Linked DNA regions of Homo sapiens: region 1 is linked to region 2. Evidence: read pairs that join two places in POLR2A ChIA-PET (ENCODE). Cell type or tissue: PC-3. All regions are shown on one strand. Each heading gives the region's core, and the rest is flanking DNA. Links, peaks and the distances in the headings are about the cores only.

Region 1 (7,962 bases), core at 2,055-6,054, 290 kb before region 2:
AGACAGGGTCTCACTATGTTGCCCAGGCTGGTCTTGAACTCTTGGTCTCAAGTGATCCTCCTGCCTCATCCTCCCGAGCGGCTGGGACTACAGATATGCACGACCATGCAGGGCTCTGGCTGGCTTTTTAAATAATTTATGGCCATCCATGTAACACTTAAAAGCCACTCACCCAGTACTGTTCTAGAGCGAGCTCATCCCGACTGATGAGAAACAATTATTAAATTTTCAGGAAACTAGTGAGCCAGTTGTTAAATACAAGCATCATTAAAGATTAAATTGTACAATGCCTTCCAAATAGAACAAAAAATATAAATTATAGAGGCTTACAATTAAATAAATTATCCTAAAAGCAAAGACAATACATGTTCAAAACTCATCACTTCCTAACTCTCATACTACATTTAAATATGATCAATGCAGTTGAGGTTATTTACATTATATCATTTATACACCATATTGTATCCATAGGGTGGATTCAATGGGGAGCTATTATGTATCTCTTTCTAACACTGCACTCAGTAATATTATGTCTACAGCTTGAATTTAGACATCCTGGGAATATTTACATTACAGAAACTGGCAAATGCTATAACTCAGGACTGGATTTGTTGTTCTGTTGTTTGTCCAGGCTTGAGAAAGTGATGAGAAAAATATTTTTTTGTTTTGTTTTGTTTTTGAGACAAAGTCTCACTCTGTTGCCCAGGCTGGAGTGCAATGGTGCGATCTCGGCTCACTGCAACCTCTGCCTCCTGGGTTCAAGCGATTCTCCTGCCTCAGCCTCCTGAGAAGCTGGGATTACAGGCGCACATCACCACACCTTGCTAATTTTTGTATTTTTAGTAGAGACGGGGTTTCACCATGTTGGTCAGGCTGGTCTCGAACTCCTGACCTCATGATCCGCCCGCCTCGGCCTCCCAAAGTGTTGGGATTACAGGTGTGAGCCACCGTGCCCAGCTGAGAAAAATGTTTAATCATGTAGATTAAACTTAAAAGCGTGTCATGTCTGCAACTGTGATGTTGCATGTGGCACAAAATGTTCTTCTGATATTTAAAAATTACCATCTGACTCAGCAAAGACGTCACTCATATCACTGATGAACATATATGTCTTATTTCAGTTTTGTCCTACTTTTTTTTTTTTTCCCGAGACGGAGTCTCCCTCTGTCGCCCAGGCTAGAATGCAATGGTGCGATTTCAGCTCACTGCAACCTCCGCCACCAGGGTTCAGTAATTCTCCTGCCTCAGCCTCCTGAGTAGCTGGGATTACAGGCGCCCACCACCATGCCCGGTTAATTTTTTAGTATTTTTAGTAGAGACGAGGTTTCACCATGTTGGCCAGGCTGGTCTCAAACTCCTGACCTCAGGTGATTCACCCGCCTTGGCCTCCCAAAGTGCTAGCATTACAGGTGTGAGCCACTGTGCCCAGTCAAGTCCTACTCCTTAATGTAAATTTTGAAAAATTAATCAACATTCACATTGGAGCTTTACTTGTTTATCAATTGCAATAATAGGTTAGCTTCGGATATAAAGGTTTGGGCAAAAAAAAAAATCAATAAAAACATTCTGTGAGAATCAACTGTCTAGAGGGAATTTACAATAAAGAGTTGTGTATATCATATTATGACAATTATCTGTAAATTGCATGTTACACATCCTATATCAGCAAAATTCATAATAAACTTAAATATGCCTATACCTATATCAAGGCATGTTTTCCCCCAGAGAACCAACTGTTCCCAGCACACCACTGAACTCACTGAACTCACCTCTTTCTCAGGAATAGATAAATACTTCCAATCACAACACTGAAGAGAAAGACAAAGATGAGGGGGCCGATGATAATTTTTGCAATATTTGACGGGACGTCTACTGAAATAGAATAAGAAAATATATGTTTCATATCAATGTGTTTCCAACAAAGTTCACATCAAAAATCACATCCACTCCTGGAATGGGTGGGCCACCCTGTTCCTTCCCTCCCTTGTCCATAAACCTCTCTGCTGCTCTTCCACATCCTGATTTTCCAGCAGTCCCGAAACAGTCCCGTAGGTGCAGTGGGACCAGGCAGTGGGCTCAGAGGTCAGTATTCTGGAAGCACACTCTTCCCCACCCCTGCCCCAAATCACTGCTCATTTCCATCCCTCCCACATCTCAGGCAGTGGATGCAGGACCCTTTTCTGTCAGTTTAATGCTCTGCTGTTGCCCCTCTGAAATGCTTATTCATTTTATTTTAATTTTTATTTATTTACTTATTTTTGTGACAGAGTCTTGCTCTGACACCCAGGCTAGAGTTCAGTGGCACGATCTCGGCTCACTGGAACCTCCTCCTTTCGGGTTCAAGTGATTCTCCTGCCTCAGCCTCCCAAGTAGCTGGGACTACAGGCATGCACCACCACACCCGGCTAATTTTTGTATTTTTAATAGAGACAGGGTTTCACCTTGCTGGCCAGGCTGGCCTCAAACTCCTGACCTCAGGTGATCCTCCCGCCTCAGCCTCCGAAAGTACTGGGATGACAGGCGTGAGCCAACGTGCCCGGCCAAATTCTTAATAATTTTAAAGCAAGGAGTTCTGCATTTTCATTGTTCACTGGGTCTTGCAAATTACATAGCTAGTCCCGATCCCAGCATGACTTTTGACAGATGTAAACTTCTTTTAATTTTTATTTTTTAGAGACAGGGTCTTACTCTGTCACCCAGGCTGGAGTACAGTGGCACAATCACAGTTCACCGCAACCTCAAATTCCTGGGCCCAAGTGATCCCCCTGTCTCAGCCTCCCAAGTACCTGGGATTACAAGCATGCACCACCATAGCTGGCTAATTTTTGTATTTTTTTGTGGAGACAGAGTCTCGCTATGTTGCTCAGGCTGGTCTCTAATGCCTGTCCTCAAGCAATCCTGTTGCCTCAGCCTCCCAAAGTTCTGGGATTACAGGTGTGAGCCACCTCATCTAGCCAAAAAACTCTAGTAACAAAGATGGAGACACTAGCAACAGGTGCCAGGCACTTAACATTTGTGTCATTAAAATGTCCCTCCACCTCCTGAAGTGGTTCTGTTATTATCTCCATGTACAGATGAGGAAGTGCAGGATTGCCAGATAAAGAAAATGTGATACATACACACCATGGAATACTACACAGCCATGAAAAAGAATGAGATCATGTTCTTTGCAGCAACATGAATGGAGCTGGAGGTGATTATCCTAACTGAATTAACACAGGGACAGAAAACCAACTACCTCATGTTCTCACCCATAAGTGAGAGTGAGACACTGACCACACATGGACAGAAAGAAGTGAACAGTAGACACCGGGACTGCTATGGTTTGGATCTGTGTCCCCACCCAAAGCTCTTGTTGAAATGTAATCCCCAATGTTGGAGGAGTGGCCGGGTGGGAGGTGATTGGATCATGGAGGCGGTTTCTAATGGGTTAGCAACATCCCTACTGGGTACTGTATAATAAGTGGGTTCTCATGGGATCTGGTTGTTTAAGAAGTGTGTAGCACCATCTCCCCGTCTTAACACCTTGCTCCCACTTCACCTTCCACCATGATTGAAAGTTTCTTGAGGCTTCCTCAGAAGCTGAGCAGATGCCAGCATCATGGTTCCTGTACTGCCTGCAGAACTGGGAGCCAATTAAACCTCTTTTCTTTATAAATTACTGAGTCCCAGTCTCAGACCTCTTCCTCTTCCTCTCTCTCTTCTCTTCTTTCTTTTTCTTTCTTTTATCTCTCTTTTTCTCTCTTTCTTTCCTTTTCTTTCTTTTTCTTTTTCTTCTCTCTCTCTTTCACTCTTTCTTTCTTTTTTATTTTTTGAGACAGAGTCTCACTCTGTCACCCAGGCTGGAGTGCAGTGGCGTGATGTCGGCTCACTGCAACCTCCGCCTCCCGGGTTCAAGTGATTCTCCTGCCTCAGCCTCCTGAGTAGCTGGGACTGCGGGTGCACACCACTATGCCCAGCTAATTTTTGTATTTTTGGGTAGAGATGGGGTTTCACCATGTTGGTCAGGCTGGTCTCGAACTCCTGACCTCAAGTGATCCGCCCACCTCGGCCTCCCAAAGTGCTGGGATTACAGGTGTGAGCCACTGTGCCCGGCCAGGTATTTCTTTATTGCAGTGTAAGTACAGACTAACACAGGTGCCTACTTGAGAGTGGTGGGTGAGAAGAGGGAAAGGATCAAAAAACGACCTATCAGGTACTATGCTGATTACATGGGTGACAAAATTATCTGTACAGCAAACCCCCAACAACACCCAATTTACTTATTTTATTTTATTTTTTGAGACAGAGTCTCACTGTGTTGCCCAGGCTGGAGTGCAGTGGCACGATCTCGGTTCACTGCAAGCTCTGCTTCCCGGGTTCCTGAGGCTCCTGCCTCAGCCTCCTGAGTAGCTGGGACTACAGGCGCCCGCCACCATGCCTGGCTAATTTATTTTTGTATTTTTAGTAGAGATGGGGTTTCACCATGTTGGCCAGGATGGTCTCGATCTCCTGACCTTGTGATCTGCCCGCCTCGGCCTCCCAAAGTGCTGGGATTACAGGTGTGAGCCACCGTGCCCAGCCACAATTTACTTATATAATGAACTGCACAGGTACCTCTGAAACTTTTTTTTTTTTTTTTAAGTGCAGGATCAGGCCAGGCATGGTGGCTCATGCCTGTAATTCCAGCACTTTGGGAGGCCGAGGCGGGTGGATCACTTGAGGTCAGGAGTTTGAGACCAGCCTGGCCAACATGGTGAAATGCCATCTCTACTAAAAATACAAGAATTAGCCGGGCGTGGTGGTGGGCACCTGTAGTCCCAGCTACTGTGAGGCTGAGGTGGGAGAATCACTTGAACCCGGGAGGCGGAGGCTACAGTGAGCTGAGATTGTGCCAGTGCACTCCAAAGCAAGCCTCCATCTCAAAAAAAAAAAAAGTGCAGGATCAAAGAGGGCAAGCACCGCAGCAGCTGATAGGCCTGAGAGTCAAGGCCAGGGCCAGCACCTGCGGCCTCTCCAAGTCATCCCCTGCAATGTCCCACCATGCTCAGTGCTAAGCACAGCCCCAGTCAGCTGAGGCTGCCATGGAGACTTACAATAGTCTGTCACGTAGAAATAGGTGGGTTCCGTCCAAGAGCCGTTGCCCGCAAGGGAGGTGGCCCGGATTCGCACGCTGTAGTTCCCCGGTGACAGCCCACGCAGCCTGCAGCCCCGTTCCAGAGCGAAGTGCTTGCGGGAGACGCAGAGATGCAGCTCCTGGGAGGAAGAGAGGAGGAGAAGGAGGGTGGCTGAGCTTTGCACATCTGGGAGTGTCCACCCCTCGCAGGGAGCTCACAGCCAGGATCCTGCTCAGAAATGACGCCAAGGCAGCAAAGCACAGACTAAGACACATAAGCGACTTTGAGAATTGCAGAATTTTATAACCATAGTGCTATGGATAAAGATATATGCAGAGGTTATCATTATCGGTAAGAGCCAGACTTCCTAAGCCAGAAGCTGAGCATTAAACCCTGATGGTTTCTTTTCTTTTCCTTTTTTTTTTTTTTCCAGACGGAGTTTCACTCTTGTTGCCCAGGCTGGAGCGCAATGGCTTAATCTCGGCTCACTGCAACCTCTGCCTCCCGGGTTCAAGTGATTCTCCTGCCTCAGCCTCCCGAGTAGCTGGGATTACAGGCGCTCACCACCGCGCCTGCCTAATTTTGTATTTTCAGTAAAGACAGGGTTTTACCATGTTGGCCAGGCTGGTCTCAAACTCCTGACCTCAAGTGATCCGCCCACCTCGGCCTCCCAAAGTGCTGAGATTACAGGCGTGAGCCACAGCTCCCAGCCCTATTATCTATTTTCTATTAATATTAATTTCCATAATATTATCTTTCTAAAAATCATTTGTTTTATTTTTAATTGACAACAGTATTATAGGTCAGGCACAGTGGCTCGTGCCTGTAATCCCAGCCCTATGGGAGGCCGTGAAGGGAGGATTGCTGGAGCCCAGGAGTTAGAGACCAACCTGGGCAACATAGCCAGACCCCATTTCCACAGAAAATAGAACAATTAGCCGGGCACGATGGTTCGCACCTGTAGTCCCAGCTACTCAGGAGGCTAAGGCGGAAGAATCACTTGAGCCCAGGAGGTCAAGGGTGCAGTGAGCTATGAAGGCTCCACCGTACTCCAGCCTGGGTGACAGAGCTAGACCCTGTCTCTAAAATAAATAAACAAAAATAAAAATAATAGTTGTGTACACGTATGGGGTACAGTGTAAAGTTATGTTACAGTATAAATTGTGGAATGATTAAAACAAGCTAATTAAATCCTCATCACTTCATGTACTTATTTCTTTGTTGTGAGAACATTTAAAATCTATTCTTCTAGCCATTTTGCAATATGTGTTATTAGCTATAGTCACCATTCATCTACAGAGCAGTGGATTCCTAGAACGTATTCCTCCCATCTGAAACTTTGCACCCTTTGGTTCACGTCTCTCCTTGTTTTTCCTTTAATCATTTTAAAATGCAAAAGTGGGCAGGGCGTGGTGGCTCATGCCTGTAATCCCAATACTTTGGGAGGCCGAGGTGGGCGGATCACCTGAGGTCAGGAGTTCGAGACCAGCCTGGTCAAGATGGTGAAACCCCCACCTCTACCCAAAATACAAAAATTAGCTGGGCATGGCGGCACACGCCTGTAATCCCAGCTACTTGGAGGGTGAGACAGGAGAATTACTTGAACCCAGGAGGTGGAGGTTGCAGTGAGCCAAGATTGTGCCACTGCACTCCAGCCTGGGTGACAGAGCAAGACTCCATCTCAAAAATAAATACATAAATAAATAAAATGCAAAAGTGACTCCTAGCTCACAAATCATTAGAAATCAGGCAGCAGGCCACATTTAGCCTATGGGATATAGCTTACTGACTGACCCCTGGTTTAAGAGATTATATGGTTTGTCCGAGATCTCATAGCTGCAAAGTGGCAGGGCCAGCTCTTGAACTCAGAACTGTCTGGCTCTACAGCTACTTGGGAGGCTGAGGCAGGAGAATGGCGTGAACCCGGGAGGCGGAGCTTGTAGTGAGCCGAGATCGCGCCACTTAAGTCCAGCCTGGGTGACAGAGCAAGACTCCATCTCAAAAAAAATAAATAAATAAAAAGAAAGAAACTAAAAAAAGAGAACTGTCTGGCTCTAGAACTTCTCCTTAAGACCACTGCAGAATATTTTTGCCATGTATCCAGCAAAATTAGAAAAGAGTGGAAATGAAGGATCTGCAGGGCCTATGCCAGATTTCCTGCCTTTCCCTGCAACTCCCAGCCTCTGTCACATCAGAACCAAATGGATAAATGTGCTTAATGTCTAAGGACAAATAAAAAAGCTCTTTCTTTGCCACGGTGCTGCCTTTCGATTTTTTTTTTTTTAATCATTATAAAAACAGTTGAAGCCCGGGCACGGTGGCTCATGCCTGTAATTCCAGCACTTTCAGGGGCCAAGGCGGGCAGATCACGAGGTCAAGAGATTGAGACCATCCTTGCCAACATGGTGAAACCCCGTCTCCACTAAAAATACAAAAATTAGCCAGTTGTGGTGGTGTGCGCCTGTAATCCCAGCTACTCGAGAGGCTGAGGCAGGAGAATCACTTGAACCCGGGAGGCAGAGTTTGTAGTGAGTCGAGATCGTGACACTGCACTCCAGCCTGGGCAACAGAGCAAGACTGTCTCAAAAAGAAAAAGAAAATGTGGTATACTTTGCCTCAAAAATAAACACATAAAATAAAATAATAAATAAATAAATAAAACAGTTGGGATCCACCCAAATGGAGATTTGCAAAGTGGGAAACATACCCTGTGATAAGCACGTAACTAGAGATAATTCCAGAACTTATGAGAAGAGACAGGAGGCTCTTGGGAATAAGACCATGAAACCTGCAAGCATCGAGCCCAAAACTCTGAAAAGTTTTCGACACAGTTCCAAGCTAATAGTGCATGCAGAGAACCGGGCTG
Region 2 (7,962 bases), core at 1,603-5,602:
CGGTGGCCCAAACCAGACATCTTCGTCATCCTGGCCTCCTCCATCCGTGCCCGTGTTTACCGGGGCACCAAGCCCTGCTGGTTCTGCCTCTGACCTCCTGTCCCAACTTTTCACCCTCTGCCTTCCTTAAGGGCTTTGTCACCTCGCACTCAGGCTGCCAAACTGGTTCCCTGCCTCTGTCATCTCTCTGTCCCCGTCTAATCATTTGCCTCTCCTATCACTGGTTACCTCTGTAATGCAGGTTTAATCATGCCTCTCCCTGCCTAAAACCTTCCCCTGGCTCCTATTCTGGAAGAGTGTCGTAGGGCAGCATGTAAAACGCCACGCATGCCCCGCCCAGCCTGCCTTTTAATCTTCATCTCTGGCCACACTCTTCTAGCACTGCCTGTCTGCCCAGCTCCCGCCCATGCCCCCCCGCCCCGCGCAGCCTTCTGTCCTGTAACCACCTTCCCCACAATATGCCATCATTCCCCCTGTTAATGGCTCTGCCCTTGCCCACTGTCCTATCCTGGAATGACTTTCCCTCATCCTTCTTTCTTCTAATGACCTCCTATTCATCCCTCAAAACCCAGTGCAAAGGATCCCATGATCTCCTGCCTTCAGGCAAAATGACTCACCTTCCTCCTCAGGCCACCCCAGCTCCCACTATTGGCGATCCCATCATCCTTTGCTAACACACCACCTCCTGGATCACCTGGGCTCCTCTGGACTGGAGATCTCCTCTCAAACACCGCATCATCAGTCCCACAACAAAATGTGTTCTAACTTTTCTTTTTTTTTTTTTTTTTTTTGAGATGGAGTCTCACCCTGTCACCCAGACTGGAGTGCAGTGGCAGGATCTCGGCTCACTGCAGTCTCCACCTCCCAGGTTCAAGCAATTCTCCTGCCTCAGCCTCCCAAGAAGCTGGGATTACAGGCACACACCACCACACCCAGCTACTTTTTGTATTTGTAGCAGAGATGGGGTTTCACCATGTTGGCCAGGCTGATCTCAAACTCCTGATCTCAAGTAATCCGCCCATCTTGGCCTCCCAAAGTGCTGGGATTACAGTCATAAGCTACCCCACCAGGCTGTTTTAACTTTTCTAAACAGATGTGTAAATAATTTTTTTTTGGAAACATGGCTCATGGGTCATCAGTGACTGTCTGGACAGCTCAGGGATTAATAGCCGGGAGGAGCTAAGCCCCAGTTCCTCCTCGTTCCATTGTGCTGGGGTTTCATGGATTATTACTGAGCCCATTTGCACGGTCCGGTCTGCGTTCAGGAGAATATTGTCCCATCTATCTTCAGTTAGCTGTTTGAGTATTCGGGTTGGGTGTGAGGGAGCTAACAGTTGGCCCCTTGCTCTGTTCTCAGATTCTTGAGGTTTATTTCCCCCTTGAATTGTCCCAACAGTCCTGTGAGGTGGATGTCATTTATTACTTCTGCACAGATGACTAAACAATCTCAGGGGAGCCTGGTCATTAATTGGCCATGATCAAAAAGGTAGTGAAAGCACATGGCAGCACTTTGGGAGGCCGAGGCGAGCGGATCACTTGAGGCCAGGAGTTTGAGACCAGCCTGGCCAACATAGTGAAAATCCTTCTCTACTACAAGTAGAAAAAATTAGCCGGGCGTGGTAATGCATGGCCGTAATCCCAGCTACTCGGGAGGCTGAGGCACGAGAATCACTTGAACCAACCCAGGAGGCAGAGGTTGCAATGAGCCGAGATCGCGCCACTGCACTCTAGCCTGGGTGACAGGGCGAGAGACTCTATCTCAAAAAAAAAAAAAAAAGCACGTGGCAGAATAAGATTCAAACCCGTGTTCCACCTGATGCCAAAGCCTGTGTTTTGGAAAAGAAATGTCATGTATCAAGATACCCCTAATTCTACAGCCCGCATCCCTACACTTGGGAAAGGAAACAGAGGAAGTCGATCTAGTATTGATAGAAGCGAGCTGTGTGTTCTAGTGGCTCTAGTAGAAGTGAACCCAGAAGTGGATCTCATAGAAGCAAGCCATGTGAAAACTGACACACTATTGATTTGGGGTGGCATCAAAAATGGTGGCCCTCCACTTTGAGGTTTTTATGTTATTTACTTATTTATTTATTTCTGAGATGGAGTTTTGCTATTTTTGCCCAGGCTGGACAGTGCAATGGCGTGATCTCGGCTGACCGCAACCTCCACCTCCCGGGTTCAAGCGATTCTCCTGCCTCAGCCTCCCGAGTAGCTGGGATTACAGGCGCCCACCACCACGCCCGGCTAATTTTGTATATTTAGTAGAGAAAGGGTTTCTCCATGTTGGTCAGGCTGGTCTCGAACTCCCGACCTCAGGTGATCCGCCTGTCTCAGCCTCCCAGAGTGCTGGGATTACAAGCATGAGCCACCACCCCAGGCCGGAGTTTCTTTCTTGAGCTAGATTTTCTTGCAAGGTTACACTTATTAGCAAAGTCCTTGGGAAAAGCAATTTGGTAATGCAAGTCTAAACATCAGAAAGGATTTGTAACCTTTGCGTCCAAAATCTCGTCTCACGGAGGCTCTTGTATGAAATTGGAATGCCTCGAATGTCTAACAGCAGGGAAACGATTAAAGCGATACTTACAAAGTCTATAGCAACGTGAAATACTTGTGTGTTCCCTGCAACTATAACTGAACATGTACACCCGTGTCAATAAAGATGGGGGCACAGAGACATTTGTAAGTGATGGTAAGAGTGCTGGTCGATTTTAATTTAATTTTAAATTTTAGTTCACTCTTGTACTATTCATTAAGAAGGCTCAAATTTAGACTGGGCGCGGTGGCTCACGCCTGTAATCCCAGCACTTTGGGAGGCCGAGGCGGGCGGATCACGAGTTCAGGAGATCGGGACCATCCTGGCCAACATGGTGAAACCTCATCTCTACTAAAAATACAAAAATTTGCCAGGCATGGTGGCAGGTGCCTGTAATCCCAGCTACTTGGGTGGCTGAGGCAGGAGAATCGCTGGAACCCGGGAGGCAGAGGTTGCAGTGAGCCGAGATCACGCCACTGCACTCCAGCCTGGTGACAGAGTGAGACTACGTCTCGGGGAAAAAAAAAAAAAAGGCTCAAATTCAGGTAACAGTGCTATAGGTGATATTTCTTCATGAGCCCTTATCAGTATTTCCCGAGAGCCATTTCTTATCAGCCAGGAATCTTTGCAGATGAAGAGTTTGTACCACATTTGTACTTTTTTAAGACCATGACATGCAGCCAACTGGTTTTATGCCCAAGAATGTTCCACTTTGTTCCGCCCTTTTTTTTTCTAATGCCCCTAAGGTGACTCACCTATAGCAGTTTACCTTAGTTCTTATCTTCATTAAACAAGAGTAGGGCTCTGGCTTGGTCTTACACATTTAGAGAAATGCGTTCTACATCAATGGAAAAAAGGTGGGGGTCTCCCCCTACTTCCCCACAAAAAAAACAAACTTTTGAAGTTAAAGCTTATTAAGAATGGGCCGGGCACAGTGGTTCACGCCTGTAATCCCAGCAATTGGAGAGGGTGAGGCGGGCGGATCACGAGGTCAGGAGTTCAAGACCAGCCTGGCCAACATGGTGACACCCCGTCTCTACTAAAAATACAAAAATTAGCCAGGCATGGTGGCGGGTGCCTGTAATCCCAGCTACTCAGGAGACTGAGGCAGGAGAATTGCTTGAACCTGGGAGGTGGACGTTGCAGTGAGCTGAGATAGCGCCACTGCACTCCAGCCCGGGTGACAGAGTGAGACTCCGTCTCAAAAAAAAAAAAAAAAGCTTATTAAGAATTATGAGAGGCCGGGCACAGTGGCTCATGCCTGTAATCTCAGCACTTTGGGAGACCAAGGCAGGAGAATCGCTTGAGGTTAGGAGTTCAAGACCAGCCTGGGCAACATAGCAACACCCTGTCTCTACAAAAAACATAAAAATTAGCCAGACATATTGGTGTGTGCCCGTAGTCCCAGCTACTCAGGAGGCTGAGGCAGGAGGATTGTTTGAACTCAGGAGTTCGAGGCTACAGTGACCTATGAATGCACCACTGCACTCCAGCCTGGGCAACAGAGTGAGACCCTGTCTCAAAAATAAAATAAAATAAGAAAATAGGAAATTAGCCAGGCTTGGTGGCACATGCCTATAGTCCCAGCTACTTGGGAGGCTGAGGCAGGAGGATGGCTAGAGCCTAGCAGTTGGAGACTGTGGTGAGCCATGACTGCACCACTGCACTCTAACCTGGTCAACAGAGCAAGACCCTGTCTCAAAAAAGAAAAAAAGCAGCAAAGAATAACCTGGGCGCGGTGGCTCATGCCTGTAATCCCAACACTTTGGGAGGCTGAGGCGGGTGGATCACCTGAGGTTAGGAGTTGGAGACCAGCCTGGCCAACATGATGAAACCTGTCTCTACTAAAAATAGAAAAATTAGCCGGGCGTGGTGGAACGTGCCTGTCGTCCCGGCTACTCAGGAGGCTGAGGCAGGATAATTGCTTGAACCTGGGAGGCAGAGGTTGCAGTGAGCTGAGATTGCGCCAGCACACTCCAGCCTGGGCGACAAAGTGAGACTCTGTCTCAAAAAAAAAAAAAAAAGAAAAAAAGCACCAAAGAATGATGAGAATTTACTCTTAGGTAGTACACCAGACACCTAATCGACGTCTAGTGATTTGGGCACCAGAATCTAGCTCTCTGCCTGCCTTTCCCACCTCCACCTCAGTTTTCCCCTTATGCAAAATCACGTAGTATTTTCCTATGTCACAGAAATGCCGCTGCCGTGGCTGAGAGAACGTTTGCTCAGAATGGAATGCTTCCACCAGGATAAAGGCCTTAGGATGTGGATATTTCCAGCTAGCAGCAAGTGTGTTTTGTACTGTGAAGCATCCCTTACTTTTAGGACGAGACTGGTCCCAGGAGGAAAAGTGGCGTCGATTGGTTTCCATGGAGAATGCAGTTTCTCACTGTGGACTCTTGAGTTCTTAGTTATGCTGTCAAATATTCTAAAATCATAGGTCACCTCGCCGTGTTGAAAGGTTCTACAGAGCCTTCTGAGTCTCAGAGAAAGTTAAGTTTGAATTCTTGGGGTGGAGGAGCCGAGGTCAGGCACTTTGGGGTTAGAGGTGACCCTGGCCTCCTTTTTCCCTCTCGTAAGCTCGAGGTGGGGAAAACCCAGAACCCCCACTGCAGGCAAGAATGTGGTTCCATCTGGCCTTTTTGCTGTCGCAGAACCTGCCAGGAAAGGCGCACACAGGATGTTTTAGGGCCCAATTCACCGCAGGCTCCTGGAGAGCCCCCAGTGAAGAAATGAGTCTCACTGAGGTCAAATGTTGCCCCAGCTGCCTCACTTTCGCAAGGTGGGCCCAACGGCAAGTGTGTCTACCCAGTACCCTGGAGGGGGGATGTCTGTGGGCTTCATGTGTCCAGGCATTGTCCAGAAAAAAAGGGCTGTCTTGGCCAGGCATGGTGGCTCTCGCCTGTAATCCCAGCACTTTGGGAGGCCGAGGTGGGAGGATTGCCTGAGCGCAGGAAGGAGTTCAAGATCTGCCTGGGCAACATAGCAAGACCGTGTCTCTACAGAAAATACAAAAATCAGCCGAGTGTGGGAGTGTCTGCCTGTAGTTCCAGCTACTTGGGAGGTTGAGGTGGGAGGATCACTGGAGCCCAGGAGGTCAAGGCTGCAGTGAGCTATGATCACGCCACTGCACTCCAACCTGGATGACAGAGGGAGACCCTGTCTCTAAAAAAAAAAAAAAAGAAGGCCGGGCGCAGTGGCTCACACCTGTAACCCCAGCACTTTGGGAGGCTGAGGCAGGCAGATTTCTTGAGCTCAGGAATTCAACACCAGCCTGAGAAACATGGTGAAACCCTGTCTCTACTAAAAATACAAAAATTAGCCAGGTGTGTTGGCACACGCCTGTAATCCCAGCTACTTGGGAGGCCGAAGCACAAGAATTGGTCGAATCTGGGAGGCAGTCTGCAGTGAGCCAAGATCGTGCCACTGTACTCCAGCCTGGATGACAGAGTGAGACTCTGTCTCAAAAAAGAAAAAAGAAAAAGAGGGAGAGAAAAAAATGAAAATCACCTCTCTTTTAAAGGAATAGAATAAGAGTAACAGAGTCAAATCTCTGGGCAAACATGTACAGAACTTAAATAAACAGTAAGAAGAATAAGATGATAAAACCAGAAAGTAGCTCAACAGTTAATTCCTGCGGTCATGTTGAGAATGTGTAAGGATTTTCATGTTTATGTGAAACTGAATGGGGGTGGGTGGTAGCTAAGTCGAAGAGTCATACAATTCCACTTAAGAAATAGCAGTGCTTAAAATGCATTTTTTCAGGCAGTTTTTAACTCAATTTTCTTGGGTAAGTAACCCTTGGCTTTGCGAGGTAGTTTGTGTTCCCATCTGTCGGGCCAGGCGCCCACTTGCTTCCTGGCTATGGCCTTCCTTCACCTTCCAGCAGAACCTGGTGAGCCCACGGCCTGTTGCATGGAGATTTTCTTTCTTCTGAAATGGACTCTCACTTCTCTCAAGCTGGAGTGCAGTGGTGCGATCATAGCTCACTGTAGCCTCGAACTCCTGGCCTCCAGTGATCTTCCCACCTTGGCCTTCTGAAGAGATTTTTTTTTTTAAGTGGAACTTAAAATCCCACCAAAGATAATGGCCCTGAAGGTGGCTGTTGTCTTTAATGGTTCAGAAGGCTGAGGCAGGAGGATCACTTGAGCCCAGGAGTGGGAGGCTGCAGCGAGCTATGACCACGCCACTGCACTCCAGCCTGGGCAACAGAGTGAAACTGTGTCGAAAAAACGAAAGTGAAATGGCCAAGAAAGAGATTACCCTGGGCCCCTGCAGGTCGAACCTTTGGGTGCCCTCCCTGATCTCTCTCCTAACTGTGCTCCCCGCCCTGCCCGACTGCATCCTTCGCCACAGGGCCGTGGTAGCCTGCATGGCTGTGTGCTCGTGCCGCAATGGGCTGAGCACGTAGATCTGATGTGACACCAGTGCCTGGAGATGAACAGCACCTGACCCTTGCTCCCAGGGAGGTCAAGGTGCAGCGAGGCTGTGCAATAAAGTCGGGAGTGTGGTGAGCTGTAAAGGAAGCCCGCAGGCCTAGGCCACGGGCCCGAGGGCAGGGGCACGCCATGCAGAAGGACTCTGACCCGGCCCCACAGCTGGCCAGATAAGAGAGACGCCTTGAGTCGAGGGGCCGGGGGCTCTGAGGCTCCCCCCTGGTATGGCATGTCAGCGTAGTTGGGGTATAGGGTACAAAATGTGGCAAGAGGTGAGGCCAGAGAGGGTCTGGACCCTGTAGATGGGGCGGGATGAGAATGGGTGAGTCTGGATGGGCAGCCACCCACGGCGATCTCAGCCTGGGCTAAGTGACCAGTGGGCAGCCCCAAAGCCCGTTAAACAGAAGGCCAGGTGTGGCGGCTCATGCCTGTAATCCCAGCACTTTAGGAGGCCAAGGCAGGCAGATCACTTGAGGTCAGGCTTTTGAGACCAGCTTGGCCAACGTGGTGAAACCTCATCTCTACTAAAAATACCAAAATTACCTAGGTGTGGTGGCAGGCGCCTGTAATCCCAGCTACTCGGGAGGCTTAGGCGGGAGAATTGCTTGAACCCGGGAGGCGGAGGTTGCAGTGAGCTGAGATCACACCACTGCACTCCAGCCTGGGCAACAGAGTGAGACTCCGTCTCAAAAATAAATAAATAAATAAAAATAAACAGGCAGAAGGCAGAACTGTGGCCGATTGGATTTCAGGGTGCAAGAGAAGTCATCATCCCACAGACGCCCCCCAAGCTGGGGCTCATGTCCCTGGCACAGAGAGAGGGCCCACACCCATAAGAGGAGGCTCTAGAAGATCCCACAAGAGGGGCCCAGAGGGCAGTGGCATGCATGCCACGGAGAGGGTGCTGTCTCCTGGCCAGTGAGTTCTGGTTCTTTCTTAAATCAGAGCGCTCCCGTGCATATGCCTTAGCAAAATCTCTGCTGTGTTTAACAA

Evidence for each region. Peaks named below come from ENCODE experiments on the same cell type or tissue, not always from the same donor. Only the 100,000 strongest peaks of a DNase experiment are listed, where the experiment ranks them.
Region 1: POLR2A ChIA-PET joins it to region 2 with 7 read pairs; 3 of 35 experiments call an interaction of 5 or more read pairs at or near these places.

Annotation. Positions count from the first base shown.
Region 1 is chr19:7,127,083-7,135,044 of GRCh38, forward strand. It overlaps INSR (insulin receptor), which reads right to left. Exons shown (of 22, transcript NM_000208.4): 14 at 5,076-5,235; 15 at 1,770-1,872. Among named protein-coding and RNA genes, the nearest start is that of ZNF557, 61 kb to the left of the region's middle. In PC-3, for the core only: no CTCF peak of the experiment used is centred there; no DNase peak of the experiment used is centred there.
Region 2 is chr19:7,421,946-7,429,907 of GRCh38, forward strand. The region is part of intron 10 of ARHGEF18 (Rho/Rac guanine nucleotide exchange factor 18); the gene reads left to right. Among named protein-coding and RNA genes, the nearest start is that of ARHGEF18-AS1, 31 kb to the left of the region's middle. RefSeq lists enhancers at 4,967-5,046, 6,187-6,236, 6,687-6,796, 6,817-6,996. In PC-3, for the core only: no CTCF peak of the experiment used is centred there; a DNase peak (open chromatin) is centred at 3,256.